Linked DNA regions of Homo sapiens: region 1 is linked to region 2. Evidence: read pairs that join two places in POLR2A ChIA-PET (ENCODE). Cell type or tissue: A673. All regions are shown on one strand. Each heading gives the region's core, and the rest is flanking DNA. Links, peaks and the distances in the headings are about the cores only.

Region 1 (7,766 bases), core at 3,331-5,830, 550 kb after region 2:
TCCAGTAAAAAGAACTCAGTGATGTGAGATGATATCCACCTAGAAGACCTAGCCATAGGATCACCAAGGAGTGGTCTATTGACCTTTGCTGTCAGTACCATCTTTCTCTGGAATGCTGTCCCTCTTTCCATCTGCCAAACACTCTTTCTACCTTTAATGTCCAACTTGAGGCTTCCTTGAAGACTCATTATCCCTCCCATCCCCCATTTTTCACTGACTCTGCACTCCTTAAATTGTTTGCAACTCATATCTGGGGCTCTAAACCTTTCATTATACTATTGCTTTGCTTTGCTTTCTAGTCGTTTCATTTAACTTGTATAATCTCCCTCAATGTTCAGCCCAGTGAATATTTATTTAGCAGCTGTTTTGTGCCAGACTCTCTGCTTAGCATCTGGGATAAAGAGGGACTTATACTTCTACTGTAGCCATAAATACTATTGTTCTCTATGTCAAAAACACACCCATCATTATATTGTAGAGAAGATTGATATGGAAACAAAAATAATATATTGTTATGATTATAAAGTAGAGGCATATGCAAAGTTTTGAAGGAGATAGATTTTTCCTATTATCTTCCAAGTTAGAAGAATACCTAAGCAAAGAAAATTTCACTAAAGGGTAAAGGGCAAGAGTCATGCAAAAAACACAGATGTAGGCAATAGCAAACTGACTCCACGTGCTCCAAACTGTCTGTGATTGTTAGAACTTGGGGACAGAGAGAGGCAGGAGGAGATAAAATTGAAGAGGTTGGCAGCAGCCATATTATGAAGAGTCTCATTTGCTAAGCTCAGGAAAGGTGTCAACCGGGCCAGATAGGATCAGATTTGCAGATACTATTGATATAGTGGAAGTGAATATCCTAAACTTCATCATGTCCTTTGCAAGCCGGAAAGTTTGAGGCACAGAGACAGGAACAGCTCAAAGACTGACTGATCAGCTTGTCAAGAGAAACCTGCTTTTTAATTCTTATGATTTGAACTCTTTTGAATGAAGGATGTTGAGAAAAACCTGCAATGGGTACCCTTCTAATCTATTTGTTCATATTAATGATCACAAGGGGAAAGTCTTGACGTGCTTTAAGAAAACAGCTGTTGGGGTGGGCGCAGTGGCTCACGCCTGTAATCCCAGCACTATGGGAGGCCGAGGCAGGTGGATCACGAGGTCAGGAGATTAAGACTATCCTGGCTAACATGGTGAAACCCTGTCTCTACTAAAAAACACAAAAATTAGCTGGGCATGGTGGCATGTGCCTGTAATCCCAGCTACTCAGGAGGCTGAGGCAGGAGAATCACTTGAACCCAGGAGGTGGAGGTTACAGTGAGCCGAGACTGTGCCACTGCACTCCAGCCTGGGCGACAGAGCAAGACTCCATCTCAAAAAGAAAAGAAAAGAAAACAGCTGTTAATGGGAAGTGGCATGAGAAGTAGCATGAAGAGGCAGGTTAAGCTAGTGGGGTAGAGTGCAAAGTATCCCCAGAATTACAGTTTCCTTGAGATCAAGGATTCATCTTGTTTTTCTTAGTAACCAGATCCTAGCACAATGGTATCTATTTTATCATTGTACTCAGTAACTACCCAACGTGTCTACCTCCAACCCGTTAACTCCTTCTATCACATACCTGGGGATAAGGAATGCAGTCTATAAGCTTTCTCATTAATAACCACATCATTGAGAGGTACTGTAATCTTTTAAAAATTACTAGGTGACCCTAATTTTCCCCTCAAATGTTTCTTTTCAAATTCTTCCCTTAAGCAGACTTTTAAAAAGTAGATGATTCCTAGAGTTCAAATGTATGGATCTATAAGAGCATCCATTTCATAAAGCAACCCTATTTTTCAAGCTTACAGAAATAGTCTGCAGAAAAGGGCTGCAGCCAAAATGAGCTTATATTTTATCCTAAATAAGATTTCTTCACCAGAAAACAAGAGTCCAGCAGGAAGGTAAGGGACTTGAACCATTTAAATCCTGAGAAGTTGAATTTTCTCAAATTGAAATTATCTTGCACTCCTTTTACTACCACGCTCTGGGCCTGCCTTGCCCATAGTAGATACTCAGTAAATTAACACTAGATTTGACTAAATTTGTAGCTTTAGAGAGCACTTGTGTCTCTTTTAATTGTTCTGAATCATATTGGTAAACCTCCAAGTTTCATATTGCATGGTAAGCCTCCCCTATTTCTTTCCATTGCGTTTATGTTCCTTAAATAATCTAAAATATAATACTAAAAGCAGCAAGCGTTTAGAACCAGACCTTTTAAAATGTGCTCCCAGCCCTTGCTGAGATGAAGTTTAAATGTAATAGAAGCAACCTGAATTCAGGGGTGATATCCAACCACTGACTCCAGGGGCACCACGCAGGACCCAGTCCTGCAGATATATGAATGTCTGTGCACCAGGCAGGCCCTTGGAAAGAAGGGGTGTGTGGCTGTATAAATCCTGATACAGGAGGACAATGAATCCACAATGCACACACAGCCCACACCTGCTATCACACACTGTAATAAACCCCCGCCGGTGTGCCCGTGACAAAGTTGATCCCAAAGGATAGAGAGCAGTGATGGAAACTATAAATCTGTATCAATAGCAAGCCATTCCTCCCACCTTCCGTGTGTCATCTGTGTGTGTGCACAAACAAGGCCGCTGATACGTAAATACTCAGAGAAGTGTAATCCATCTCCTGCTGCACACTCGCTTCCAACCCTGCCCTGTATGTTGCCTGGAATTTCATATGGTATTCAGAAGGATCGAGATTGCCCAGCCTTTTGTTCAGAGCAAGTAAGCAGAGGAGTCTGACTCCAGCAGATTCAGAGATTTTATTTTCCCTCCTTCTTAGGGAAAAAAAAAAGTCAGCTTCTTAAAATTACATTGCTGGTGTTTATGATTCATATTACAAGCAATGCAACCTCTACACCCAAATCGAAATTTCATTTATGATATTGTGGACTTAATGTGAATAAAGGCCAAGGTCTAGTGTTTTCCAAGGCACCAAAGAAAGATGCACCTGCCACGGAGCTAGTCACAGGAGGGAATGAGAAGAAGATGGAGGCTGGGAAGGTAATGAAAGACAAAAGCAAACCCAAATGCCATAAAGTGACATGAAGTTAAAAAAAAAGAAAGAAAGAAAGGAAAAAGAAAGGAGGAAAAAACCCTATAGCATGTCCATCACCTGTGCTTGGGAGATGGACATAAAGAGATGAATTTAAGGCACACTTAAATTCCTGACACTTTTCTCCTCTAGCTTGGAAATCCTACTAGTTAAAAATATGATTGGGATAACTAAAAAGGCACAGGCGACAAGACAGGTTGCATACAAAATTCAAGGTGGTTTGAACTGATAGTCTCTTTCAACCGCACAAGAAAGAGGTAATGGAGAGAATGGTGCAGATTTAAGCAAGCTCTTGATGTAAATGAAAATAAAAACCACAACAACTTTTATATCCTTGTAGCATTTGGCTAATGAGTCACTAAAACCATCCCCGGCCCATCCATCATTTCTATTACAGAGACTCAACCACTCTCTCTCTCTAATTGGTCTAGACAGGTGTCATGATATTTCAGCACATTGAAAAAAAAAATTCCAGAGGTTTTCTTTAGTGAGACTGAAAGGTAGACACTTTGGAAAACGTTAGTCTAATTTCAACCTTCTTTGAAACAGTTTGCATTTAACAAGAAAATAAAGACAAACAAACATCTCCAGATTTAACTTCGCCTCCAAAAAGGCCCTTTAGAGGATCAAAAGGAAAATTGGAAATTAATTTGATCATTTGGAGAGGGTGACCCTGCTCTCAGAAGGAACAAGTTTTATCTGGGGATCTCACTTCATGTACATTGCTTTTCTAGAGCAATAGCAAGCAAAATTAAATACATAGGGTTTCATATGTCAACTTCACCTTGCTATGGAGCAGCTTAAGACAATTTTACACTAACCAATGATTTCAGGTGCTGCTCAGTACCTTTCAGGGAACAGGGTTTCACGCAACTCCATACTTAGGAAAGGAAAGAGTGGCAATAAATTAGGAAGAGACCAAATCTGAGGAATGGACGTGCCACCACATTTTACCAACAAAACAACAGTTCATTAATGATATTTTAAAGTTGTATTTCCACCAAGTTGTGACATAAGAGAACAACAGTCAGGAAACAGGACGTTCAGCTGGCGTTTCACTGTTCACTCATAAACTGGCAGAGAAAGAAGCAAGAAAAGTCCAGGTTAAGGGCAAAGCATGGTGGTGCTCAACTTGTAATTTCCTGGTTGTTTTCAGGAGAAATGACAATCTTGCTATTTAAATATGTTTTTGACAATGCCATTTCTTTGGGAGAAAGGGTAGCTATGCAATCGGGAATCATTCCCCAGAGAAAGAGGTGACATGAATGTCTACTTTTGTTTTCCTTGGTTTGTTTTAACTCGGTAATAAGAGCCTGGTTGCTGATGCACAAGGCTTTACTGACTTAAAAGTGATGTTCGCATTGTGGCATCAGTGCTTTCCCTGAGAATTTTCAACTTGCAGCAGCGGTAAGAAACCACAGGCCTGATTCCTGAGATGGGTGAAATGGGCCATTACCAGTAAGAGTTGTTGAGGACACCAAAGAGAAACTTGAAGTACGCTGTTAGGTCAGGTATGAATTTTAGGTGTGAATTTTACCCACCTCCTTGAGTATCTATATGTAAAGGCTCTGAAACTAACATGGCCCACAATACCCAGTGTTACCTGAGAATATTAATTCCTCCTCCAGATATGTTTTAAAAAATGGTATTTTCTTTAACAACTCGAAATGTAGCATACACTGCTTCTGATTTCAAGAGAAAATAAATGGTACAAAAGCAAGGAAATTCAAGCTTCAAACCAGTAGTTTTTATAACTTAAAATATTTAATCTCCATGTATCTACCATCTTATCTTTTCATCAATATGTCATCTAGCTAGAGATCATTTCTATCTATATATAAATTACAAATCTATGCACACAATTGGGGTTAGATGACAACAAGAAGTCATCATCTCTGGGTTAGAAACAACACATTAATTTTTTCTTTGTGTTTATATTTTATATTTTTCTGTAATAAAAGTGCTTTGCATCTCTGGCTGGGCGCAGTGGCTCACACCTATAATTCCAGCAATTTGGGAGGCCGAGGCAGGTGGATCACTTGAGGCCAGGAGTTTGAGACCAGCCTGGGCAAAATGGTGAAACTCCGTCTGTATAAAAAATATACAAAAATTAGCCAGGGATGGTGGTGCACGCCTGTAGTCCCAGCTACTCGGGTGGCTGAGGCAGGAGAATCACTTGAACCTGGGAGGTGGAGGTTGCAGTGAGCCGAGATCGTGCCATTGCACTCCAGCCTGGGTGATAGAGTGGGATTCTCTCTCTCTCTCTCTCTCTCTCTCTCTCACACACACACACACACACACACACACACACACAAAGTTTTGCATCTCTAATTATAAGTAACATTTATTTTAAATAAAGCAAGTAAGCAATTTTCTTTAAAACTACAAATCTAACTAAAAAATGAAAAGAGGAGCTGGGAAGAAAGAAAATGGCCTAGGACAGATTATCAAAAGAGTCATAAAATGTTTTCACTAAAGTGGCTGCAGGCAAAATATAATGGTCATTTCCTTATTTAATATACATGTGTTGAGCAATTTATGTCTTCTTGAAGGGCTTGTTCTGGGCATGGGGTTAGAAAAAGGAATAATAAATGGTTCTTACCCTTGAAGTGGTTATATTAATTGGTAAAGATGAATATATGTTGGATTATCAAAGCTCACTCTTGCCCCATCAGTACCTAAAACTTAAGCCCAAAGAGATAGGTGCCTGGCCTTACAAAACTCTACAAAAGAAGTTAACAGAAAGTCATATGAGCCGGGTGCGGTGGCTCACGCCTGTAATCCCAGCACTTTGGGAGGCTGGGGCAGGCGGATCATGAGGTCAGTCAAGAGATTGAGACTTATCCTGGCCAACATGGTGAAACCCCATCTCTACTAAAAATACAAAAATTAGCTGGGCATGGTGGCGCGCACCTGTAGTCCCAGCTACTCAGGAGACTGAGGCAGGAGAATTGCTTGAACCTGGGAGGTGAAGGTAGCAGTGAGCTGAGATCGCGCCACTGCACTCCAGCCTGGCAACAGCGCAAGACTCTGTCTCAAAAAAAAAAAAAAAGAAAAGAAAGTCATGATTCTGTGGACTCCAGAATAGAAAGATTTGATGAGCATAAAAGCAATGGACGAAGTTAACATAAAAAGACTGACAGCTGTGGCTGGGAACGGTGGCTTACGCCTGTAATCCCAGCACTTTGGGAGGCCGAGGCAGGTAGATCACAAGGTCAGGAGATAGAGACCATCCTGGCTAACACAGTGAAACCCTGTCTTTACTAAAAATACAAAAATAAATTGGCCGGGTGTGGTGGCGGGAGCCTGTAGTCCCAGCTACTCGGGAGGCTGAGGCAGGAGAATGGTGTGAACCCTGGAGGAGGAGCTTGCAGTGAGCTGGGATCGCACCACTGCACTCTAGGCTGGACAACAAAGCGAGACTCCGTCTCAAAAAGAAAAAAAATAAGAAAGACTGACATCTTTGCTGTACTTTAATTTCTATGTTTCAAACATCATCTTAAAATTAAAAGACAACAAAGAAAAGTGTTTTCCACCTAAATGGCTAAAGGTTGATCTACTTAATATATGAAGGAGATCGAAATTGAGAAGGAGAAACCACCAGAGGCCCATTTTAAAAGGGATAGATAATTCACATCAAAGAAACTATGACTGGCCAAAAAACATGAAGTATGTTCAAACCCACAAGTCACCATAGAAATTCTAATTAAACCAGCAATTCAATCTTGTTTTGTCCTCTGTCAGATTAATAAATGTGTAAGAAACACTAGTTCAGTAAAAGTACAGAGATGCATGCAAAAATGATAAAACCACCCTCAGGCCGGGGTAATCTTTGCAGGAAAGTGAGGGGGCAATGATCAGGACTTCGAGACTATTCGTAATGTTTTATTTCTTTTGCTGGGTGGTGGGTATATGCGGTTTGACTACATTATTCTCTGGCTTTTCTCTATAACTGAAGGAGTTTGTTTTAAAAAGGAAATAACAAAACATAATATTGCTCAGTACTAGTGCCTGTGATTGTGGCGTGGATTGGCATGGACTTTCTTCAGAGTATCAGGAACATGCACCAAGGGCCTTAAAAATGGCTTTTGAATACGAAAATTAGTTGGGCATGGTGGCACATGCCTGTAATCCCAGATACTCAGGAGGCTGAGGTGAGAGAATCGCTTGAACCCGGGAGGCGGAGGTTGCAGTGAGCCAAGACTGTGCCACTGCACTCCAGCCCGGGCGACAGAGCAAGACTCCATCACAAAAAAAAAAAGGCTTATTTAAGAGCAGTGATGTTTGGCAAAGTATTATTTCTAATAGTAAAATATTTAAAATACCCTAAATGTACAACAAAAGAGGAATAGTACAATAATTATAATACATCTAAGAGCAACTATTAAATGACTGAAATAATATTCTTGACATTTTTATTTATACAAATGAACAAAATATATTATCAAAGCAGGATACAAAGATCTATCTATGTGTACATACATATACATACATAATTATGCACACACACTGTATCATGTCAATACTGTAAAAAGGAGATGTATATGTAATATAAAATTGGGAAATTATCATGTTTTACCAGTGAACTCCAATTTCACATTGCTATTTTCTTCTCTGCCAAAAAGGGATGAATTCTACTCCTTTCCCTCAGAGAAGTTTTC
Region 2 (7,766 bases), core at 1,928-4,427:
ATCACTTGAGGTCAGGAGTTCAAGACCAGCCTGGCCAACATGGTCAAACCCTGTCTCTACAAAAAATACAAACATTAGATAGGAATGGTGGCACATGCCTGTAATCCCAGCTATCTGGGAGGCTGAGTCAGGAGAATCACTTGAACCCAGGAGGCAGAGGTTGGGACAGGGCGAGACTCTGTCTCCAAAAAAAACCAATTATTTTTAATTTTTTAAAAATAGAGATGGGATCTCACTATGTGGCCCAGGCTGTTCTTCAACTCCTGGCCTCAAGTGATCCTCCCACCCTGGCCTCCCAAAGTGTTGGGGTTACAAGCGTGAGCTGCCACACCTGGCCTCCTATCTTTACTCCCTTTCTACTTGGAAACCTACACATGCTGTATTCTCTCCAATCAAACAAGAACAAGAACAGTAACACTTGCCTTGGTTCTACTGCCTTTTTGATGTGCCATCCTTCCATTCATTACCCAATTTCCTGAAGAATCATTTAAATGTGTTCTCTGGCCCTTGCTTGAGCACCTCTGGCACTGTGGACAGCTGGCTCTGATTGTTAGAGAAGATGGTCATTATTTTGAGCCTTTTAAATAGATCCCTTGTGGTTCTTGCCTACTGGTCTTAGTGTCACCTTGTGAGGTCACACAGAGCAAGTTTAATTCCCTGATGCAGACAACCTTTTCCTGTCCTGGCCTCCTCTCTCAGTCTGATCTTTCTGAGCTAGGAACTGCCAGTTTCTTCAACTCTTTTTCACAGGCTCTGCCTCTGAGTCCCCTTTGCCTTCCTGTTTCCAGTTTGACTCTCTTCTTAAAATGTCATGGCCCAATATTAAATGTGAATTATCCACATCTGCTCTGTCTCCCACAGTACAGCAGGATTCTCACCTCTTTGTTCTCCTCATTACACTTTTGCCCAGTACAATTGTGAAAGCCTCCACCCATTAACTGAAACCTCTAAGACAGCGGTTCAGAAAGTGTGGCTCATGGAGCTCCTACTTCAGAATGACCCAGAGAGCTTCATGTTATGGACTGAAAGTTTGTGTCCTCCCAAAAGAGGGTGGAACTGAATGTGTAGGTATTTTGATCACAGCCTCCAGAACTGTGAGAAATAAATGTCTGTTGATTGGGCCACCTAGTCTATGATATTTTGTGATAGCAGTCTGAGCTATCTAAGACACTTTAATAAATGGAGATTCTTGGTCCACACCTCAAACTTGAATCTGACAATCTGGGGTAGCACCTGGGAATCCACATTTTAAACATTTATGCCAGGTGACTTTTTCTTTGTTTTTTTTTTGAGATGGGATCTTGCTGTGTTGCCTAGGCTGGAGTACAGTAGTATGATCAGAGCTCACTGCAGCCTCAAACTCCTGGGCTCAAATGATCCTTCCACGTCAGCCTCCCCAGTAGCTGGGATTATCGGCATACACCACCATGCCTGGCTAATTTTTAAAAACATTATTTTGTAGGGACAGGGTCTTGCTATGTTGACCAGGCTCTGGTCTCGAACTCCTGGCCTCAAGCAATCCTCCCGCCTTGGCCTCCCAAAGTGCTGGGATTTCTGGTGTGAGCCACTGTGCTCAGCCAGGTGATTCTTAAATGTGCCCAAAAGTCTGAAAAGAAAAAAGCTTCAGGTCTTTTCTAATACTTCTTACCAAGCCTGGCTCCCTCCACCCGAGTTTGTGCAGATGGGTTTTCAGGTCCAAGGTCAAGACCTGCCATTTTCTTGTGTTACATTTCACCTTGCTAGATTTGGTGCATTGCCTTGGTCTATCAAAAATCTTTTGAATTCTTTATCTTGCAACATATGATGTCATGATAATCACACATGGACTACCAAAACCTCACTGTCCCAGCACCAGAAATCTCCTCCACATTGATACCAATCACTAACTAATTTGTACTTCATCTTTCATCTTCTTTTCCATGAGATAAATGAGCAAATTGTCTTTCTTTCTTTCTTTTTTTTTTTTTTGAGACAGAGTTTTGCTCTTGTTGCCTAGGCTGGAGTGCAATGGCACAATCTCTGCTCTCTGCTCACCACAATCTTCGCCTCCCAGGTTCAAGCAATTCTCTTGCCTCAGCCTCCTGAGTAGCTGGAATTACAGGCATGCGCCACCATGCCCGGCTAATTTTGTATTTTTAGTAGAGACGGGGTTTCTCCATGTTGGTCAGGCTGGTCTCGAACTCCTGAACTCAGGTGATCTGCCCATCTCGACCTCCCAAAGTGCTGGGATTACAGGCATGAGCCACTGTGCCCGGCCCAAATTGTCTTTAACCATATTATCAAATGCCTCACTAAAGCCCAGCTCTTCTTTGTATTCTCTATTTCCCTGTTCCACTGGTAGATGCCAATTCTGTCAAAAAAGAAAATAAAGTGTTCTCACAGGCCATTTACACATGCATTCTAGAATCTGTGGTCAGGCAATGGACTCTAGTGTGCAGAACTCACCCTTTTTTCCAGTGACGTTGTTCTGGATGTTTATGGCACTTATGTCATAGGACCCTTGACTTGTAATTATAAATGTTCTTGTCCACATCTTTTTTTTTTTTTTTTTTTGAGACGGAGTCTCACTCCATCACCCAAGCTGGAGTGCGGTGGCACGATCTTGGCTCACTGCAACCTCTGCCTCCCAGGTTCAAGGGATCCTCCTGCCTCAGCCTCCTGGGTAGCTGAGACTACAGGTGTGTACCACCACACCCAGCTAATTTTTATATTTTTACTAGAGACGGGGTTTCACCATGTTGGCCGGGCTGTTCTTGAATTCCTGACCTCAGGTGATCCACCCGCCTCAGTCTCTCAAAGTGCTGGGATTACAGGTGTGAGCCACCGCATCCAGCCCTCGTCTACATCTTGATTCAACTACGAGATAAGGAGCTCCTGAACTCTGAGCTTTTATCTTAGGTGCCTCAAAATATCTCATGGTAACTAGCACAAGATCCTACTTGGTAACCTTTCTTTGAATGAATGAATTTTTTTTTCTCTTTTTTGAGAGGGAGTCTCTCTATGTTGCCCAGCCTGGAGTGCAGTGGCGCGATCTTGGCTCACTGCAAGCTCCGCCTCCTGGGTTCACGCCATTCTTCTGCCTCAGCCTCCCGAATAGCTGGGACTACAGGCGCCCGCTACCACGCCCGGCTAATTTTTTTTGTATTTTTAGTAGAGATGGGGTTTCACCGTGTTAGCCAGGATGGTCTCGATCTCCTGACCTCAGGATCCGCCTGCCTTGGCCTCCCAGAGTGCTGGGATTACAGACGTGAGCCACCGTGCCCAGCCAAATGAATGAATTTTACATTTTATTCCCATTAACTTACTTTCTTTTTTTTTGTATAAGATGAAAGCAGATCCTGGAGTGAATACTGGAAGACTAAGCTCCCTAGGCACGAGGGAAGTGGTGTGCCTGGGCAGATCTCAGCAGTCCCAATTGTTTCTCTTAGTCACTGCTCATAAAAATCAGCTCCTTAGAATAAAAGCAGTCTTTGAAATGCAGTGTGATGAAATCACAGAAAGGATGACACAGTTTCTGAAACATCACAACATTACTGGAATCTGTAGTAATGGCCAAAGAGACACAGGAAACAGTATTTAAAACAAAACAAAACAAAACCTGGCCAGGCGCAGTGGCTCATGCCTGTAATCTTAGCACTTTGGGAGGCCGAGGTGGACGGATTACTTGAGGTCAGGAGTTCAAGACCAGCCTGGCCAACATGGTGAAACTCCATCTCTACTAAAAAAAAAAAAAAAAAAAAAAAATACAAAAATTAGCTGGGCTTGGTGGCGGGTGCCTGTAATCCCAGCTACTTGGGAGGCTAAGGCAGGAGGATCACTTGAACCCAGGAGGTAGAGGTTGCAGTGAGCCAAGACCATGCCATTGCACTCCAGCCTGGGCAACAAGAGCAAAACTCCGTCTCAAAAAAGCGAAACAAAAAAACCCCAACACCTTACCTTAGTAGAGCCATCTAAGTCAGCATAACATGCAGATAAAACCTGAGTTATGAGCTTACTGCTAATGAGACCTCTTGTGATGGCACAAAGTGTGTCGGTAGGATGTGACATGGCTGGACAGGGACATCTGGCTTTTCTCTCCATTATGGTTCCCTTCTGTATCACAACTGGTAACACATCTGAATAATTATCTGATATATAAAACACAAAGGGTGAAAAGCTGTAAATGAATGGTGGAAAGTCTTGTGGTTTTCATGGTCAAGTGACTTTCTTTGTAGTCATGCCTTTCCTATTTCTTTTTTTATTTTTTGAGACAGGGTCTCACTTTGTTGCCCAGGATAGAGTACAGTGGTGCAATCTTGGCTCACTGCAGCCTCGACCTCTCGGGCTCAAGCCATCCTCTCACCTCAGCCTTCTGAGTACCTGGGACTACAGGTGCGCACCATCACACCTGGTTAACTGTTGTGTTTTTTATAGAGATGCGTTTTTGCCATGTGGCCCAGGCTGGTCTCAAACTCCTGGGCTCAAGCGATCTGCCCGCCTCAGCCTCCCAAGTGCTGGGATTACAGGTGTGAGCCACCATGCCCGGCCTTTCCTATTTCTTTCCTATAGGCCAGAGAAGATTCCACAGATACCCCAGAACATGCCTCCACTGGAAAGACCACACAGCCCCAGGGTGACACACCTGTTCTACGTGAGGTCTAGGGCCATGGTTCTCAACTGGGGCTGACTTTGCCCCCCACATCCCAAGGGACATTTGGAAGTGTCTGGAGACATTTCTAGTAGTGACAACCGACATCTCATGAGTAGAGGCCACGATTCTGATAAATATTTGGCAATGCACAAGACACATTACCTCCACCAACAAGGAATTATCTGGCTCAAAATGCCAATAGCAATGATCTTAATAAAAATGTCATCAATGAAAGCCTTTAAGATCTAGAACAAGAAAAGAATGCACACTTTCACCATTTTTATTCTTGACAAAGTTGAAGTCCTAGCCAGAGAAATTAGGCAAGAGAAAGAAATAAAGTGCATCCAAACTGGAAAGGAAGAAGTCAAATTATTACTGTTTGTAGATGACCTATTTTAGAAAAACTTAGAAACACCACCAAAATAACCTGTTAGAAATGATAAACAAATTCAGTGAAGTTGCAGGATACACAATCAACATTAAAAAATTAGTAGCATTTATATACAACAACAGCAAACAATCTGAAAAAGAATGTAAGAAAGCAATCCCACAGCTACAAAAATATAAAATACCTAGGACTAAATTTTTTTTTTTTTTTTTTTTTTTTGAGATGGAGTCTTGCTCTGTCACCCAGGCTGGAGTGCAGTGGCACGATCTCGGCTCACTGCAAGCTCCACTTCCCGGGTTCACACCATTCTCCCACCTCAGCCTCCCAGGCTGAGACTACAGGTGCCTGCCACCATGCCCGGCTAATTTTGTTTTGTATTTTTAGTAGAGATGGGGTTTCACCGTGTTAGCCAGGATGGTCTCGATCTCCTGGCCTCGTGATCCGCCCACCTCAGCCTCCCAAAATGCTGGGATGACAGGCATGAGCCACCGCGTCTGGCCATACCTAGAAATAAATTTAACCAAATACATGAAAGATCTCTACAAGGAATACTATAAAGCACTGATGAAGGAAATTAAGGAGGACACAAAAAGATCAAAGATAGCCCATGCTCATGGATTGAAAGAATTAATGTTAAAATGTCAAGAGTACTACCCGAAGCAATTTACAGACTCAATGCAACCCTTATCAAAATACCAGATGTATTCTGCACAGAAATAGAAAAAAAAAGTCCTAGAACCACAAAAGACCCCAAATAGCAAAGCAAACATGAACAACAAGAACAAAGCTGGAGGCACTGCACTACCTGACTTCAAAATATACTACAAAGCCATAGTAACCAAAACAGCATGGTACTAGCATAGAAACAGCCACATAGACCAATGGAACAGAATAGAAAACCAGAAATAAGTCCACACATTTACAGCATTTACAACTCATTTTATTATTATTGTTTTTTTGAGATGGAGTTTTGCTCTTGTTGCCCGGGCTGGAGTGTAATGGCACAATCTTGGCTCACTGCAACCTCTGCCTCCCAGCAAGTGATTCTCCTGCCTCAGCCTCCAGAGTAGCTGGGACTACAGGTGTGCACCACCACGCCCAGCTAATTTAGAGATGGGGTTTCACTATGTTGGTCAGGCTGGTCTTGAATTCCTGACCTCTAGTGATCCGCCTGCCTCGGCCTCCCAAAGTGCTGAGATTACAGGCATGAACCACCACTCCTGGGCTACAACTCATTTTCAACAAAAAACATGCACTGGGCAAAGGACAGTCTCTTCAATAAATGTGACTGGGAAAATTAGATAACCATATGCAGAAGCATAAAGCTAGACCCCTATCTTTCACCATAAATAAACATCAATCAAAATAGACTAAAGACTAAATCTAAGACCTGAAACTATGAAACTCCTAGAAGAAAACATTAGGGAAACACTTCAGGACATTGGTCTGGGCAAAAATTTTGGGAATGAGACTTTAAAAGCACAGGCATCAAAAGCAAAATTAGAAAAATGGAATTACATTAAGCCAGGAAGCTTCTGTACAGCAAAGGAAACAATTAGCAAAGTGAAAAAACAACCTACAAGAATGGGGGAAAATATTTGCAAACTATGCATCTGACAAGAGATCAGTAACCAGAATATATAAGGAACTCAAACAACTCAATTGCAAAAAAAAAAAAAAAAAAAAAAATCAAATTAAAAATGGGCAAAAGATCTAGACAGACAGACATTTCTCAAAAGAAGACATATGTATGACAAATGGCCAACAAGTATATTTTTAAAATGCCATTTAAAAATGCTCCACATCATTAATTGTCCAAGAAATGCAAATCAAAACCACAACGAGATATCTTACCCCAGTTAGAATGGCTTTTATCAAAACGACAAAAAATAGCAAATGCTGGTAAAGTTGCAGAAAAAGGGGAACCCACGTGCACTGTTGGTGGGAATGTAAATTAGTACAGCCTCTATGGAAAAGTGGAGGTTCCTCAAAAGTCTAAAAATAGAACTACCATATGATCTGACAGTGCCACTGGTGGGTGTATGTCGCAAAGAAAGGAAATCAGTATATTGAAGAGAAATCTGCACTTCCATGTTTATTGTGGCATTACTCACAATAGCAAAGATATGGAATCCACCTAAGTGTCCATCAATGGATGAATGGATAAAGAAAATGTGGTATATATACACAATGGAATATTACTCAGCTACAAAAAAAGAATTAAATCCTGTCATTTGAAGCAACATGAATGAAAATGGACTATCGTTAGCAATAATTTTATGTATAGTTCACAGTATCTAGGGCCAGGCATGGTGGCTCATACTGGTAATTCCAGAACTTTGGGAAGCTGAGGCAGGGAGATTGCTTGAATACAGGAGTTCAAGACCAGCCTGGGCAACATGACAAAACCCCATCTGTACAAAAAATACAAAAATTAGCTAGGTGTGGTGGCATGCACCTGTGCTCTCAGCTACTCGGGAGGCTGAGGTGGGAGGATTGTTTGAGTCCAGGAGGTTGAGGCTGCAATGAGCTGTGATGACACCACTGCACTCCATCCTGGGTCAAAGAACAAGACCCTGTCTCAAAAAACAAAACAAAACAGAAAACCAAAACCACAAAACAACAAAATAGCCAGAAGAGAAGAACTGGAATGCTCCCAACATAAGAAAATACAAATGTTTGAGGTGACAGGTATCCCAGTTACCCTGATGAGATCATTACCCATTGTTCACATGTATCAAAATATTA

What was found. ChIA-PET counts read pairs that join two places held together with the same protein. Peaks named below come from ENCODE experiments on the same cell type or tissue, not always from the same donor. Only the 100,000 strongest peaks of a DNase experiment are listed, where the experiment ranks them.
Region 1: POLR2A ChIA-PET joins it to region 2 with 6 read pairs; 2 of 35 experiments call an interaction of 5 or more read pairs at or near these places.

The regions. Positions count from the first base shown.
Region 1 is chr16:73,626,543-73,634,308 of GRCh38, forward strand. It overlaps a transcript of ZFHX3 not described here. Among named protein-coding and RNA genes, the nearest start is that of TRK-TTT1-1, 150 kb to the left of the region's middle. In A673, for the core only: no CTCF peak of the experiment used is centred there; no DNase peak of the experiment used is centred there; H3K27me3 peaks cover 1,087 bases.
Region 2 is chr16:73,079,302-73,087,067 of GRCh38, forward strand. It overlaps a transcript of ZFHX3 not described here. Among named protein-coding and RNA genes, the nearest start is that of HCCAT5, 9.2 kb to the right of the region's middle. In A673, for the core only: no CTCF peak of the experiment used is centred there; a DNase peak (open chromatin) is centred at 3,430; H3K27ac peaks cover 1,061 bases.